Linked DNA regions of Homo sapiens: region 1 is linked to region 2. Evidence: chromatin contacts called from ENCODE Hi-C or POLR2A ChIA-PET data. All regions are on one chromosome and are shown on one strand. Each heading gives the region's core, a stretch centred on a gene start or an enhancer-like site at or near the end of the contact. The rest is flanking DNA. Distances are from core to core; before and after follow the strand shown.

Evidence for each region. A loop is a pair of places that touch in the nucleus more often than their neighbours do. ChIA-PET counts read pairs that join two places held with the same protein, here RNA polymerase II (POLR2A). Pooled maps may share reads with other maps.
Region 1: a loop to region 2 is called in a pooled map of gastrocnemius medialis, with 4 times the contacts of the local background. The contact joins the promoter of CD24 here to the enhancer-like site in region 2. A Hi-C loop is called at or near these places in 1 of 168 maps with a recorded cell type or tissue (CD4-positive, alpha-beta memory T cell) and 10 of 50 pooled maps. POLR2A ChIA-PET finds 5 or more read pairs at or near these places in 1 of 52 experiments (BJ).

The regions. Positions count from the first base shown.
Region 1 is chr6:106,969,591-106,976,879 of GRCh38, forward strand. It overlaps CD24 (CD24 molecule), which reads right to left and starts at 5,139. Exons shown (of 2, transcript NM_001359084.1): 1 at 4,988-5,139; 2 at 241-2,244. The coding sequence starts at 5,056. The coding sequence ends at 2,071. RefSeq lists silencers at 5,491-5,640, 5,681-5,900.
Region 2 is chr6:105,483,529-105,490,511 of GRCh38, forward strand. No RefSeq gene overlaps it. Among named protein-coding and RNA genes, the nearest start is that of PREP, 84 kb to the left of the region's middle. Within about 2 kb of position 1,268, at least 3 of the 41 ENCODE cell types and tissues checked have a DNase peak (open chromatin) inside an H3K27ac peak, as active enhancers do.

The sequences.
Region 1 (7,289 bases), core at 3,889-6,388, 1.5 Mb after region 2:
GCTCATGCCTGTAATCCCAACACTTTGGGAAGCCAAGGCAGGAAGATCACTGGAGCCCAGGAGTTCACGACCAGCCTGGGCAACATGATGAAACCCTGTGTCCACAAAAAAAAAAAAAAAAAAAAAAAAAAAAAATTCCCAAAAATTTGTTTTTAATTATTTTTAAAAATTTTAACAGGCTCATAGAACCATGATTACCCACAAAGTATTCCTCATACTGGAAAAACTTAAAATGCAAGATTGCTCTTTCAGCCATTTCTTTTTATTTACAGTTTGTGTTCAATGCAAATCAATTCCATAAGAAGTTACTATGAATCAAAGCGTAAATACACAAACACAATATACAATCCAAAATAGATGTACAGCATTCTGGAATAAAGCAAGAGTGTTCATTCACACACACAGTAGCTTCAAAACTGTTCGATCTGTTTGTTCCCATGTAGTTTTCTAAAGATGGAAAAAAAGGACTTTGGTCATCAAGACTACTGTGGCCATATTAGATTACTGGAACATCTAAGCATCAGTGTGTGACCATGCGAACAAAAGACTTCGGGGAGTGTCTATTTTTAAAAAGGTTTATGTGTGTCGAGGCAGTTGTAAAAGATTTACTGCAGAATCAAGCCCACTTTTAGGCTTAGGACCAGGTTCTAACTATCTAAAAATATTGACTGATAACAAAAAGTGTTCTAAATGTGGCTATTCTGATCCATAGTTGTTTTTTAAAGAAAAAAAATGTATATACAGAAAGAGTATAAAAGTTTGTGAATTTAATGCAAATTAGCTTCCAGTCTTCACTTCCCAAATACTTGATTTATAGTTTTGACTCCTTTACATTTTTGCCTTCTTAATTTCAAGATTTGCAATTTTGCCTTCAAAACAGATCATTTTTTTAAATTGTAAAAAGTATTCAACATATGCAGAAATAAAAAGCATTTTGATGGCTGGGCGCGGGGGCTCAAGCCTGTAATCCCAGCACTTTGGGAGGCCGAGGCGGGTGGATCACCTGAGGTCAGGAGTTCGAAACCAGCCTGGGCAACATGGTGAAACCCTGTCTCTACTAAAATTACAAAAATTAGCCGGGCATGGTGGCAGGTGCCTGTAATCCCAGCTACTTGGGAGGCTGAGGCAGGAGAATCGCTTGAGCCCGGGAGGCAAATGGTACACTGATCTGAGATCGCACCACTGCACTCCGGCCTGGGCGACAAAGTGAGACTGTCTAAAAAATAATAATAATAAAAAGCATTTTGAAATTAGTCGTGGTCAATGCAATTCTACTCTTTGGAATCCGTTTAGCTAAATGAATGTAGTGCTCTTGTTGAATGGAAACAGGTGATAGGAAATGCCTACCATTTGACTCAATATGGATAATCAAGAGTTGCTCAGGATGCTTGGATCTGGGGGTAGATTCTCATTCATCATTGCCCTGGCACATGTCAATTACTACATAAAAGGTCAAATGCAATGTCAAATCCAAAGCCTCAGGAGGAAAGTGAGTTCAGTTCCCAAGAGAACAGCAATAGCTCAACAATGTAAAACTTCATCTAGAGTATATCGGCATTAAATTAGTGCTGTCGAAACAATACGTTGAGGAATTACAGTAACACCTGGAAGTTCCTTCTCATGTACATATAAATAGAATCATGGAAGCTTTTTATATTACCTGTTTTATGGCCTTATAGAATTAATGAACCAAATGAAAACTGAATCTCCATTCCACAATCCCATCCTTTATTTCTATTCTTATTTTCAAGGTAGTATTAAGTGTCCATATTTCTCAAGCCACATTCAAGGAAATCATGTCTTAACTATTTTGGATGTTGCCTCTCCTTCATCTTGTACATGAAACTCCAGCAGATTTAATATTGGCATCCATCATCTAGTCAAACCTCTCACATGTTCTTCAAATCAATCAAATTTGGGATTCTCAACATTTTCTGTGTCAATAAAAGGTGTGGAATTAGTAGATTCGATGAAGACCTGTTTTTCCTTGCCACATTGGACTTCCAGACGCCATTTGGATTGGGTTTAGAAGATGGGGAAATTTAGAAGACGTTTCTTGGCCTGAGTCTCTTAAGAGTAGAGATGCAGAAGAGAGAGTGAGACCACGAAGAGACTGGCTGTTGACTGCAGGGCACCACCAGCCGCCTTGGTGGTGGCATTAGTTGGATTTGGGGCCAACCCAGAGTTGGAAGTACTCTGGGAGGAGTTACTTGAAGTTCCAGTTGTTGTTTCACTGGAATAAATCTAAAATACATAAAAAGTTACATGGATACATTTCCACATCACAGCTACCTCCATGTACTCTCATATAAAATTAAAGTAGGTGATATATTCTTAGATTGCTCTCTTACCATTGTTCTCTTACCCAACATCATTAACTTCTGAATTCTTGCTCAACCCACCAAGGTCATTCTCTTTAGTTTCAAAACAAACTACCTAGAGATGCCTCAAAAATGCCAAGTGGCAACAAGAACAAAAAAGTTATTCAATAACTATAACTCCTGTTTTTATTTCTTTGCAAAGGAAAAAAGGACCAGGTTAACTAATTCAGTTTCCAAGATTATATTGACTTAATGGCATTGCAATAAGGTCTATTTTCCCAGAAAGGGGGAGATTTTAAAGTTGCACAAAAAAATGGGGATTTTTAAATATTGTAACTGAGACTTATGGAACTAGAATTCATTGGGTCACTGTCTATCCTGGATTTGCTAGGTAACTTTCACATACTCAATTTAATACAGCCTTGGTAACTTAGCCTTTTCCTTAAGGGGGAAATGCAGTCTTATCTTCTCCCTTGAAATTTGAAATAGTAACTCTTCTAAAAAATGGCCACAATATTTGTGTTAAATTGAAAAAGAAAATGAGTTTTTCCTTTAAGGCAGAATGACTTCAAGAAAACACCATGAAGTCGGAACGATTTCACAAAAGACAACGAGAGGTTATGGTGTTAAGTTTCACCAGCAGCAGCCTCACTGGTCGCCAAGCTCATTGCTGTGGCCAAGAACCAAGGTTCTCCCAGTGTCCCAGCGTCTGAGTGGCATCATTCACCACTGATTTTTCAAGCCACGAAATGCACAGTCCAGTAGGGCACGTGATAATCTCTCCTTTGTCATGGAACAAAGGCAGATCGGAGTTTTCAGCCCTCACTGCAAGGGAGGGTTTACAAGAGCTTCTGATTACAGGCTGGAGGGAGGACGTGGCACCAGGCAAGAGTCTGGGCCCCGTGTACATTTGGCTGCCTATTAATCCAAAGATAAAGCCCTCCTACATCAGCACCAGCTCCTTTTGTTGTAAAATCCATAAGGTCATTAAACAAATATTGACTACAGAAATGTACAAATCCTATCCAAAATAGATTAGTGACAACAACAAAAAAATCTTGATCAAGTCAAATTTATTTATCGGGCACCTACTGTGTGCAAGATTTAGTGTGTCCCATCAGGAAACGGCACTCCCAATAAAGAAAAGCATTAATATGGTAATTTACTTAAAACAGGGTGCCTGTTTTGGACACCTTGTTTGGGATCCCGCAAAGTAACCTGTTCTTTATTCATGCAATGAGTTTTACTGCAGCAGGTGATGTTTTCTTTTTAAAACCTGGTGTATCAATCTGAGGATCTAAAGATCCTCTACACCAACAAAAAAATTATGTTTATTAAACTGACACTAAACAAAATTTTCTCTCCCAAGCTAGATTTATTCGCATTATTAAAACTTCTCACTTACAATGTTGGAGGAAAAAAATCTGGTCGGAGAGAAGATGGGGCGGGGAGTGGAGGGGGCCGGTTTCTCGCAGCCGCGCCCCTCCCCCATCAAAGAATTGAGGAAGGCTCGGGAGCGCAGCGGACTGGGAGGAAGACAATAGGGTACGGTTACCCCGCCAGCGGTGGGGAAGCGCGTTCCACACTCAGGCTGCACTCCCAGGTGAGCCCGGACTTTCGATGTCTGGGGACGGAGGACGCAGCGCGCCCAACTTTGGGGGAGAAGCCCCAGTGACAGTCCTCGATTAACCCCAATCGAAGGCGCTGGAGAGCCGTCACTCCCATCCTCCAAACCCGAACTGACCCAAACAAACGTACCTTCTTCGCCCCCGCCCCCGCTAGGGTCTCCCAGGCCCAGCCCCCGGTCTCTCTCGCCGGCGCGGTGCATCCATACACCCTCGAGGCAGCGCTGCGCGGCCCCGGGTACCCGCACCCGGGGCGAGGTTCCCCGGATGGAGGATCTAGGGAGACCGCGCTGGTAGCGGCGACCCGAACAAAGCCTGGCGGGGACTCGGGACAGAATCGTCCCACCATGCTGCCTCCCCAGAACTAGCCAATCTGGGCTAAAATAACATGGGGATCCTAAGATGACAAGCGATGGACGTGAAAGGTTGCCTCGCAGAGAGCGCAGCGTCAGGAGAGGGTCCCCGCCTCGGCTTCAGCCCGGAACCGGGGTTTGTTTAAAAAGGGCCAGATAGCCGTAGCTTCTCCGGGATACCCAATCCAACTCCGAGGGTGGAGGATGGGCGTGAGCCGCCCTCCCCGAAAGGGACCGTCGCCTCTCTTTGTGTAGAGCGCGGGGAGCGCGAAGACATTCCTAGGGGAAAGCGAGTCCTCAGGGACCCAGGGACAACGTCCCCAGGGAGCCCGAGCTCTCCAGGCGCTAATCCCTGCAGGCACCTCGGGCCTCTGGGTGAAAGTGGGAAGTAGTCACCTGGCTGCCTGGGAAGGGACAGCGTGGAACCTGGGGTGGGGCAGGGTCCTCTCAGCCCGCACGCGGAGCTGCATTGTTCCCAGGGCCGTGGGAGGAGGGGGGGCAGCACGCAAGGGAATGGAAAAATGGGGTCCACATGGCCCTCTCCCCTGGTCAGCTAAGCAAGATTCTCTCCCGGTCCCTGTCCGTGGCCCGAGGCAGGAGCGCAGGACGGTCCCCCGGGACCGGGTCCATCTCCCCTGCCCCCACCCCGGGAACGGCCCTCGAGCCCCGCCGGGCGCCAGGGCCTCACCTGCGTGGGTAGGAGCAGTGCCAGCAGCAGCAGCCCCAGCCCGAGCCTGGCCACCATTGCTCTGCCCATGTCCCCTCCGTCGGTGCGCGGCGCGTCTAGCAGGATGCTGGGTGCTTGGAGAACCGCTGGCTCCGGGCGGGCGCAGGCAAGGTGGGGAGCGCGGCGAGCCGGCGAGACCTTATATACCAGGAAAGCCACAATAGCCGTGACGTGGCGCCGCCCGCCCACCCCGGCTCCCCTCCGCCGCCGCCCGCCGCCTCCCCGCCTTCCCCGCCCCGCTCCGGGTTCCCCAGCGCCCCCGCCGCCGCCGCCACTGCCACCGCCGCTCCGGCCCTCGCGGGCCGGGAGCCCCCCGGGCGGGCGCCGCTGCAGGTGGGCGGGCGCCGCCGGCTGCTGGTACCCGGCTGGTATCCCCGCGCCGGCTGCGGGCTGCGGGCAGGCTGGCACAGGCGCCCAGCGCCTCCGGCACAGGACCCGGGGCACACACGCGAGCCACACACGCCGCGCTGGGGGCCGGGCCCAAGTTTCCTTTGTTTCCCGGGACCTGCCATCTTACCCCCCAAAAGAAAAGTCCGCGCCTCCGCTGCGGCGGGGTAGCCGCCTGTCCTGGAGCAAGTGCATTGCCACTCAGACTGCAAAATGCGCCCCGGGGACCCGAGAGGGGCTGCGAATTCCAGTGCGACCGCGTGGGGGGCGGGCGCCGGGACCCCTCGGGCAGGGTTATCTCTCGGCCCGCCGCAGAGGAAAGGGGAACGCGGCGGGCGTGGCGCGGACGCGGGCCGGACGCTCACCCTGGCCGACGGGACCCGGGCGCCGCCTAGCGCGAACCCTTCCCGGCTGGTCGGCGCTCCTCGCAGGCGGTGTCCGGGTCCGGAGCGATCTGCGCGCTCGGCCCCGCGGCCGCGCCCTCCCCGAAGCCCTTGCTTTGTTCTGTGAGCGCCTCGTGTCAGCCAGGCGCAGTGAGCTCACGGGGGCGTCCCGGGTCCGCATCTTCCCAGGAGCTGGGGAGCCGCTCGCTGGGCGCAGACCCGCTGCCTGACGCTGCAAACTACAGGGTTTCGGTCCCCCGCGCTCCTGCCTGCGGCGGGCGAGGAGGAGACGGCCCACCCTGAGGGGACCCCCTCCGCGGCCCTGAAGCCCCCACCGCCCTCCCCGAGCGGCTCTGCTCCCAGGTTCTACTCGGGGGCAGGAACCTCCCCTCCTGGCGGTCCCACTACAATTCACCGTCCCTCTCGAATTCCTGGGGATACACTTTTTCGGTCTCTGTTGCCCGTCATTCGTTTAAAGAGCAGAACCGTTCGAGATAAAGGCATTTACTTATCCGTAGTTGCCATTAGGCAATTTAATGAACCGGCACAAAGAGGAGATTCGTCATCACTCTTTAGATTTTGGTGGAATACTTTTTTCCTATCCATCTTATTGTGAAAACTTTCAAGCATACAACAAAAGTTGAAGTAATTTTACTGGTGGAGTATTTTGAGTTTAAATTTTAATTGCAAGACTTAATCTTTTTATTGAAGGTTTAGCCCAAGTGTTTTTCAGTCTTTAAAGCAAACAGCAGAGACCAAACCTAGTATGGTTGTAAATTTGTTTAAATTTCAGTTTTGCAGAACACTCTCGTTAGTATTTTTGGTTCAATTTTTAATTGCAAGACTTAATACTTTTATTTAAGGTTTAGCCCAAGCATTTTTCGGTCTTTAAAGTAAACCACAGAGTAGTAAGATTCTAAATTTGTCTAAATTTCACTTTTGCGTGGCAGTCTCATTAAAACAAAGTAAGTTTCAGGGAAGCAAAGTGACAATGAAATCTGCAGTAGGTTTGTTGACTGAATAGTGACTGAATTGGTTTGTGCCTTCAAGGTCAGTCACTTTAGCTCAGTAACTTTCCAAGCACGTTTAAGATGTGCTTGGGAACACAAGAATTTCTGTCGAGCACCAGTGGACTTTCCTGTTTAACAGTGTACCACATTATATAGAAATACTTTGGCCGGGCGTGGTGGCTCACACCTATAATCCCAGCACTTTAGGAGGCTGAGGAGGGCTGATCACCTGAGGTCAGGAGTTCCAGACCAACCTGACCAACATGGTGAAACCTAAAATCTAGTCTCTACTAAAATTTAGTCTCTACTAAAAATCCAAAATTAGCCATGCATGGTTGCTCATACCTGTAATCCCAGCTACTTGGGAGGCTGAGGCAGGAGAATAGCTTGAACCTGAGAGGTGGAGGTTGCAGTGAGCAGAGATCAGGCCATTGCATTCCAGCCTGGGCAACAAGAGCAAAACTCTGTCTCAAAAAAAAAAGA
Region 2 (6,983 bases), core at 18-2,517:
CAAAAATGATTGCTGCTGCTTTTGGATCTTTGAGCGTAATTCATCTTGTTTGTTTAATGCACGGTGAAGAAAGCTGGTTAATGGAGGTTAATCAGCTTGGAACCTGCTCAAGGACAGCACGTTGAGGTTTGAGAAGGGTGCCCTATGCCATCACAGCAGTGCAAAATGCAACAAAAAACGTCTTGCAGCTCTCTGTTCAAAGAGTCATTGCATGATAAAAGAGAAGGCTACAGTCTGACTCATGATGTACTGAAATAATCTGATATCTCTGTTTGGCTTCTCTAAGAGCAGAATTTCATGGAGTCTGGGATCATTCTGAGGGGCATCCATTAAAATGTGAGTGTGAGTTTTGCTTTTTTTTTGGTCTGTGTGCAGATTTCTATACAGTTATATTCCTTATTCTTCTTTTGGGTTACAGGCCCCTTTGAGAATCTGATAAAAGCTATAAAATCCAGAAGAATGCACACACACAGAAGTTACACATCTTGTTAGGGAGCTCCACCAAGTCCCTGAAGCCTGTCTGTGAACCCCCTGTTGCACGTACAGACAAGACCTTGTCTGATTGATGAATTCATCTTGCATTTTTATAACCTTTCCAGGCTGCCTGCATTTTATTGGTGCTTTTTGGCAAGGGAGCCAAGACTCCTAAAAAAATCTACAAGCATGAGATTCCTTGAAATGGAGAGGTAACAAACAAAGAAAGGAACAAAGTTAAAAGCCCGAGAACCCCTAAGATTTCATTCCTTCAGGAAAATCTGTGTCATAAATCACTTCTCCAGGTGTCTATATTTGACTCTTAGTTGTTTGTGTGGGAGTCCTTCCCTTCACTTTGCTGCCTCCACCTGCTTTCTCCCTTCCTTCTCACCGACCCCAGCACAGGCACAGTGTTACCTGTTCTGTTCTGTTCTGCACCAGTGGGACAATGTTGCCAACTGCCTTCTCATCTAATTTGTGAAACCAGGTCTCTTTCCTCCAACATATACAATCTTGTGTCACAGGATATCTTCCTCTTTCTTTGGAAAAGATATCTTCAAGAAGATAAGTTCTGAACTCAATAAATATTTTCCTTTCTCAAACTAGTGATAGATATAGCCCATTGACTCATTTCAAATGCCAGAGATTGCACTTGTTTTCATCAGTACGAGTTTGCCCTTTATGCCTGTGAGGAGCTAAGTATAAGCCAGTTTCACACACCCCTCCCCTTTTAATTCAGCGCCTTGTCCATATCTCCACACCCCAAAATGAGCAGTGTCTGTACGATCTTACTGGCTCTTAACCTGAGGAAGAGAGACCTGTGGTCATCTCCTATTTAAATGTTTTCTCTTTAAGTGCAGTTTTCCAATATTCCACTAGTTGGGGCTCTATACAAAGGAAAGAAAAAGAAGGGGTTCCTGCAGAATTATTTACTAAGAAAACACAATATATGATACCGCTAAACTATTTTCTGAGGCCCTGGAAATAAGCGCGTTAATTTAATTTTTGTTCCTATATACCAACCATGAAGTTGTATTATATCGCTATATCAGACGTGCTTGCTTTGCTTACATTGGTTAGAGAAGTAAAACCAAGATTATCGCTTTTGATATGATTTGCAGGTAACCAGCTTACCCATTGCGTAGTTATTACAAAATATGAAATTATAAAGTGCGCAATGGAACATTTGCTACGCAAGTGGTAAGACCATCTTCTTTGTAAGATTTTTCTAGGACAGTCATCTTTTAAACCCTTGTTGTTTGATTGAAAGTCTTTCCAGTCTTGAGAATTTGATTTCTGTGTCAGCCTAGGACCAGAGTTTGGACAAGATGATCTAATATCGGTTCCCTCATGAACCGCTGGGAAACTGACTTGGTCCATGCTAACATTTGCTTCTCTCTCTCAGCTTTTACTTACTTTGTGTCAGGTTGAAAGATTACCTCGGACAGTCACAAATAATCCAAGTCTCCCAGTGCTTTGCTTACCCTTGCTTGTTGTAGGTTTGTTTATCCTGTCTTTCTCCACCTCCCCGGAGATCCTTTGGCAAATCTGATAAACAATTCCTTTTTCTTGCTCAAGGCAGAAAGTCCAATCGAATACAATGGGAGGCCAGACTTGGCTGAAATGCAGGCTGCAGGTGTTCTCAGCATTGTGGTCATCTAAACCAGATGCTGGGGGAGTTGAAGCACCTGCTTCCCTTCTCTGTGTACACTCCGGAGACTACCACTCCTGGGTAGGCTGGGCCAGAGAACCAGGCTGAAGTGAGCGACGTACATACTGCAGCATCCTTTTGACAGATAAAATGAGTTGCTCTAGAAACAATTTCTCAAAATTCCCCTTTAAGTCCTCAAACACATACAGGTTGATCTGCTATTCTCTCTCTCCCTTCCCTGATATGACACCACTATTCCTTCAACACACACACACACACATACACACACACACCTGACAACAGAGCCTGCTTCAAGCAGATACTCAGAGACTCAGAGGCAACTTTATTTTTCCCCGGATTATCTAGGAAGAAAAGACTGGCTGTGGACAAGATGGTGATGACTTTTATGGTTCCGATAACAATGAGACAGATGCCAAAAGGCTTGCATAGCCTCAAATTTTATGAACATTTCTATAGGTGTCATAAATCTCTGAACAATCCAGAGAGAACATTAAATCTTCTATCTTGAATGTTGAAGATTAATAAGAGTTCAGGGGAGAAATTGGTCCTGAGGCAAGGTGACTATGTTATAAGCAGCTGCAGAGGTTGGCTCTGGTATTTTCATTAAGATGATTCTAAGTTGTATTATTTCAGCTCTAAATGTTAATAACACATTGACAGCAGGCCTGTGCATGTGTAGCCAAACCCTTAGTTGTATACCTGCACGAGTCAAGTTCCGTCCTTCTGTTAATATTTTTTAAAATTTTTATTTAAACAAATATTTAATTGTTTTGTAGGGACAGGGTCATGCTGTGCTGCCCAGGCTGGTCTTGAACTCCTGGCCTCAAGTGATCCTCTTGTCTCAACCTCCCAAAGTGCTGGGACTACAGGCATGAGCCACCGCACCTGACTCCTGCTATGACTATTTCTATTCTGATTTCAGTGTTTCTTTTTACCGCAAATACTCTTCTGGGACAGAGATAATGCTTTGCATTGATACAGAGGGATATATTTTATCTGTATATCTTTGCCCTCTGTTCTAAAAGTCAGCTGAGAAAGTTTTTGTCTTGAGGATTGAAGCCCCGACCCTGCTCCGCTCTGGAGGTTTCCATGCAAACATAGGCAGTGAGGGCCTAGGCCCAGGCCCCTTGAAGGGGAGGTATATCCTGGACCTCAGTCCTTCCCAGCACCCCATCTCCTCCCTCCAAGGGAAACTTGTCTCTTACCTGAGCCTCTATTGATATCAGAGCTTGAGGAAGCCCTTTAAATTTGCTCCCTGTATCTCTGTAATGCACAGACACATTCTTGTTGCTACACGCCCAGACCAACTCTACATTCAAAATAATAATTTTTCAAAGGAGAGACCTGGGGTAGGTTTGTGATGTTAAAAGATAAAACTTGGACAAATTAAATTTAACAGAGTTTAATTGAGCAAAGAGCGGTATGTGAATCGGGCAGCCTCCCAAATCAGAAGAGGCTCAGAGACTCCAGTGCAACCATGTGGTGGAAGAAGATTTATGAACAGGAAAAAGAAAGTGATGTGCAGAAAACAGAAGTGAGGAACAGAAACAGCCTTATTGGTTACAGCTTGGAGTGAGCCTTATTTGAACATGGTTTGAATAGTTGGCCACCCTTGATTGGCTGAAACTTGGTGATTGTCACTAGAGTAGGTTACGGTCTGTTTACACATCCACTTAGGTTATAGTTCACTATATAGAGAAAGCTTTGGGCTGAATTTAAAATATGTAAGGAGGTGGCTTTAGGCTACACTTAATTTAACAGTGGGCATGAGCGGGAAAGAGGGTTGGTAGGCTGGACAAGAGTGATAAATCAAAAGAAATTAGTGGAGTCGATTTGAGATGAGGGATGATATACGGTATTGGGTGAAAATCGTTTGAAATAAACCAAAGGATTCACAACATATTTTCAAAACAACAAAAAAAGGCTACCTCAGCTCTTTTTTTTTTAGACCTCCTGTCTACATTCTTTTGGAGCAAGGCCTCATTAAAAGAGGGGATTAGAGGCCGGGTGTGGTGGCCCACACCTGTAATCTCTGCACTTTGGGAGGCTGAGATGGGCAGATCACCTGAGATCAGGAGTTCGAGACCAGCCTGGACAACATAGTGAAATCCCATCTCTACTAAAAATGCAGAAGTTAGCTGGGCGTGGTGGTGCATGCCTTTAATCCCAGCTACTCAGGAGGCTGAGGCAGGAGAATCACTTGAACCTGGGAGGCGGAGGTTGCAGTGAGCCAAGATCACGCCACTGCACTCCAGCCTGGGTAACAAGCGTGAAACTCTGTTTCAAAAAAAAAAAGGAAAGGAAGAGGGGCTTAGACATAGTGAAACTAGAGATAGGGAGGATGGTCTGGCAGTGAGAAAGGGAACGGTAGATACTACTCCAGTCTGCAGATGCATTGTGCAGTGGAGTTAGGAATTTACCTGGGGTAGCTAATGGGGTGGTGGGGGTTGTTTAGATGAATATGGGAATAGAGATTACAACCTAACATAAACAATGCATCTTTTATTTAATATCATTGAAACTGTTTTCACTTATCTGCATGACTCTTTCTTTTGTGCCTCTTAATTTGTCCTTGAAGTTCTGTATCTAATCATTAGTTGAGCAACCAATAATTCTCCTTCAGTCCCCCACCCCTTTTTACAACCAACTTTAATCTTTCGACTCGGTGAAAAACATGTTTCTCCTATCATAACTAGTTTAACAAAAATTCTCTTTCAAGTTTAGATTACTCAGATACAATGGCTTTCCCGTAGCTTCATGCTGAAGAATGGAATTTACATTAGAAAAGAGAGATTTATGATAGCATTGAATTTCCATTTGAATATGGAGAATTAATAACATGCATATGTTTTTTTATTATTATTATTTTAAGATTTGAGCTATGCCATAGGCAAAAAGAAAGCTGGAAACTGTGGGGCTGGCAGGGCTCGATGAATAATTTTATCTGGATTTCATTCACAAACAGCAGCTCCCTCCTCGGGAAAGGACCTGTGTGTCTCCCCAGATCGGAACTGGAGTAAGTGCCAGGATTTCCTGATTTGTTTACATTTCTCAAAAAACTTTTTTCCCCCTGGACTAGGACAGAATTAGACTTCCTTTTCCACTTTTGGCTCCTTCCAAGCTATTCTTGCTCAAGGTATTCTCTCCCCTTTCCCCTTTCCCTGCATTCTTCTTTGTGGAAGTCTCAGCTGGGTTCTTTTGTTTCACAAAAACACCGAGAGGCAATGAAAGATGTTGGCGGAAAAATAATGGTCATAATGACAACAATAAGCCCACCGTGGCAGCATTTTCCTGGACACAGCACAGTTTGCCCAATCTTTACATTTAAAATCTGCTGTTCTGTCTCTCACAAATGCTTGGAGAAGATTCTGAGAGGCGCACACGTGACATGTCAAGTGACCTTGCCAAAGTCCTTGTGCCATAAAAGGAGGAATTGAAATCATCTCCTTTCACATAAACCCTGCTGATGAGACCTGTCATTCAGACAGTGAAACATCAGCCAGATCCAATAATGGATCAGAAATGTTTCATCTTTAGTGTCCAGGCTTCTTGGACCTGGGGCTGGGGGTTCTATTCTACCCTGTTATTCTCTCTGTCCTGTTTGGTTTCACTTTCACCATCTTGACCATCTATAATTGTCACTTTTGTCTAAGGCTAGTTTTGAAAGTTTACTCCAAGCTCATTTGTTTGTAAATGTTTTGCAATCTGGGGCTTAATTCCTTTTCTTAACAAGGGAAATGCAGGCCTTGGTCTATGGCCAATCTGAATGTATAAAAAGCAACTAGATCTTGTTTGGGGCCCACAAACAAGAAGTCAGAGAAACGCAGAGGCCTTTTGAGGGAGAGGGCGTAGGGTCATTGAGAGAGAGGTGTACCTCTCTTGTTTATTGACATTTCTATTTCTTTTTTCATTCTCTCTTGTTCCTGAGATTAAAGGCCTCTTTTGACTTCACTAGCTAAGTCATCTCTGCTTTGAAACATGTCTTCCATTCTGGCCCTAGGGACAATTGTGAGAATTGTCTTGGAGCAAACCTATCCTCTCTTCTTGGTCTCCTTTCTCCCATCTTGGGGTCCCCTGGGCAGTCAGTATCATCTGTCCTTTCTGCTTTCCTGGAAACCAAACACAGCTCTCAGCAGAGGATCCAATAACTTTGCTTGCACTGGGGCACAGTTCTCAATGTTAGCACTATCCCAGGGTTATTTGTAATATAACAGAAGAAACTTTAAGGTAAAGGAATGAGTCTCTGATTGTGGAACTTATGCTACTGGGGAGATCCTTGAGGAAGTAAAATGTCTTCAAAGTGTTCTTGAAATCACATGATATTGAGGGTGGATATGGGTCAATTCAGGCATATATGTTTATTTATATCCCTGTGTATACCTATGTAGATGTGTACATTCAGAGAGACATGGCTTATCACTGTCAAGGTCCCACTGCTGCTACTGTATCGACTGATGAGTGACCAAGAGCCTTTTCTGAACCATGTACTAAAATCACTGAGTTAAGAATCAAGACAATAATTAAACTATTCTGAAATGTCCTTTCATAGTTTTCATTCACTCACTGAAGTGACTGTGTGAGTGCCTTCTTTTTAGAAGGCCAAAATAGGCTTCTTCTGACCGGGTGCAGTGGCTCGTGCCTGTAATCCCAGCACTTTGGGAGGCCGAGGCGGGTGGATCACTCGAGGCCAGGAGTTTGAGGTCAGCCTGGTCAGCATGGTGAAACCTGTCCCTACTAAAAATACAAAAATTAGCCAGGCATTGTGGCAGGTTCCTGTAATCTCAGCTACTTGGGAGGCTGAGGCAGGAGAACTGCTTGAACCTGGGAGGCAGAGGTT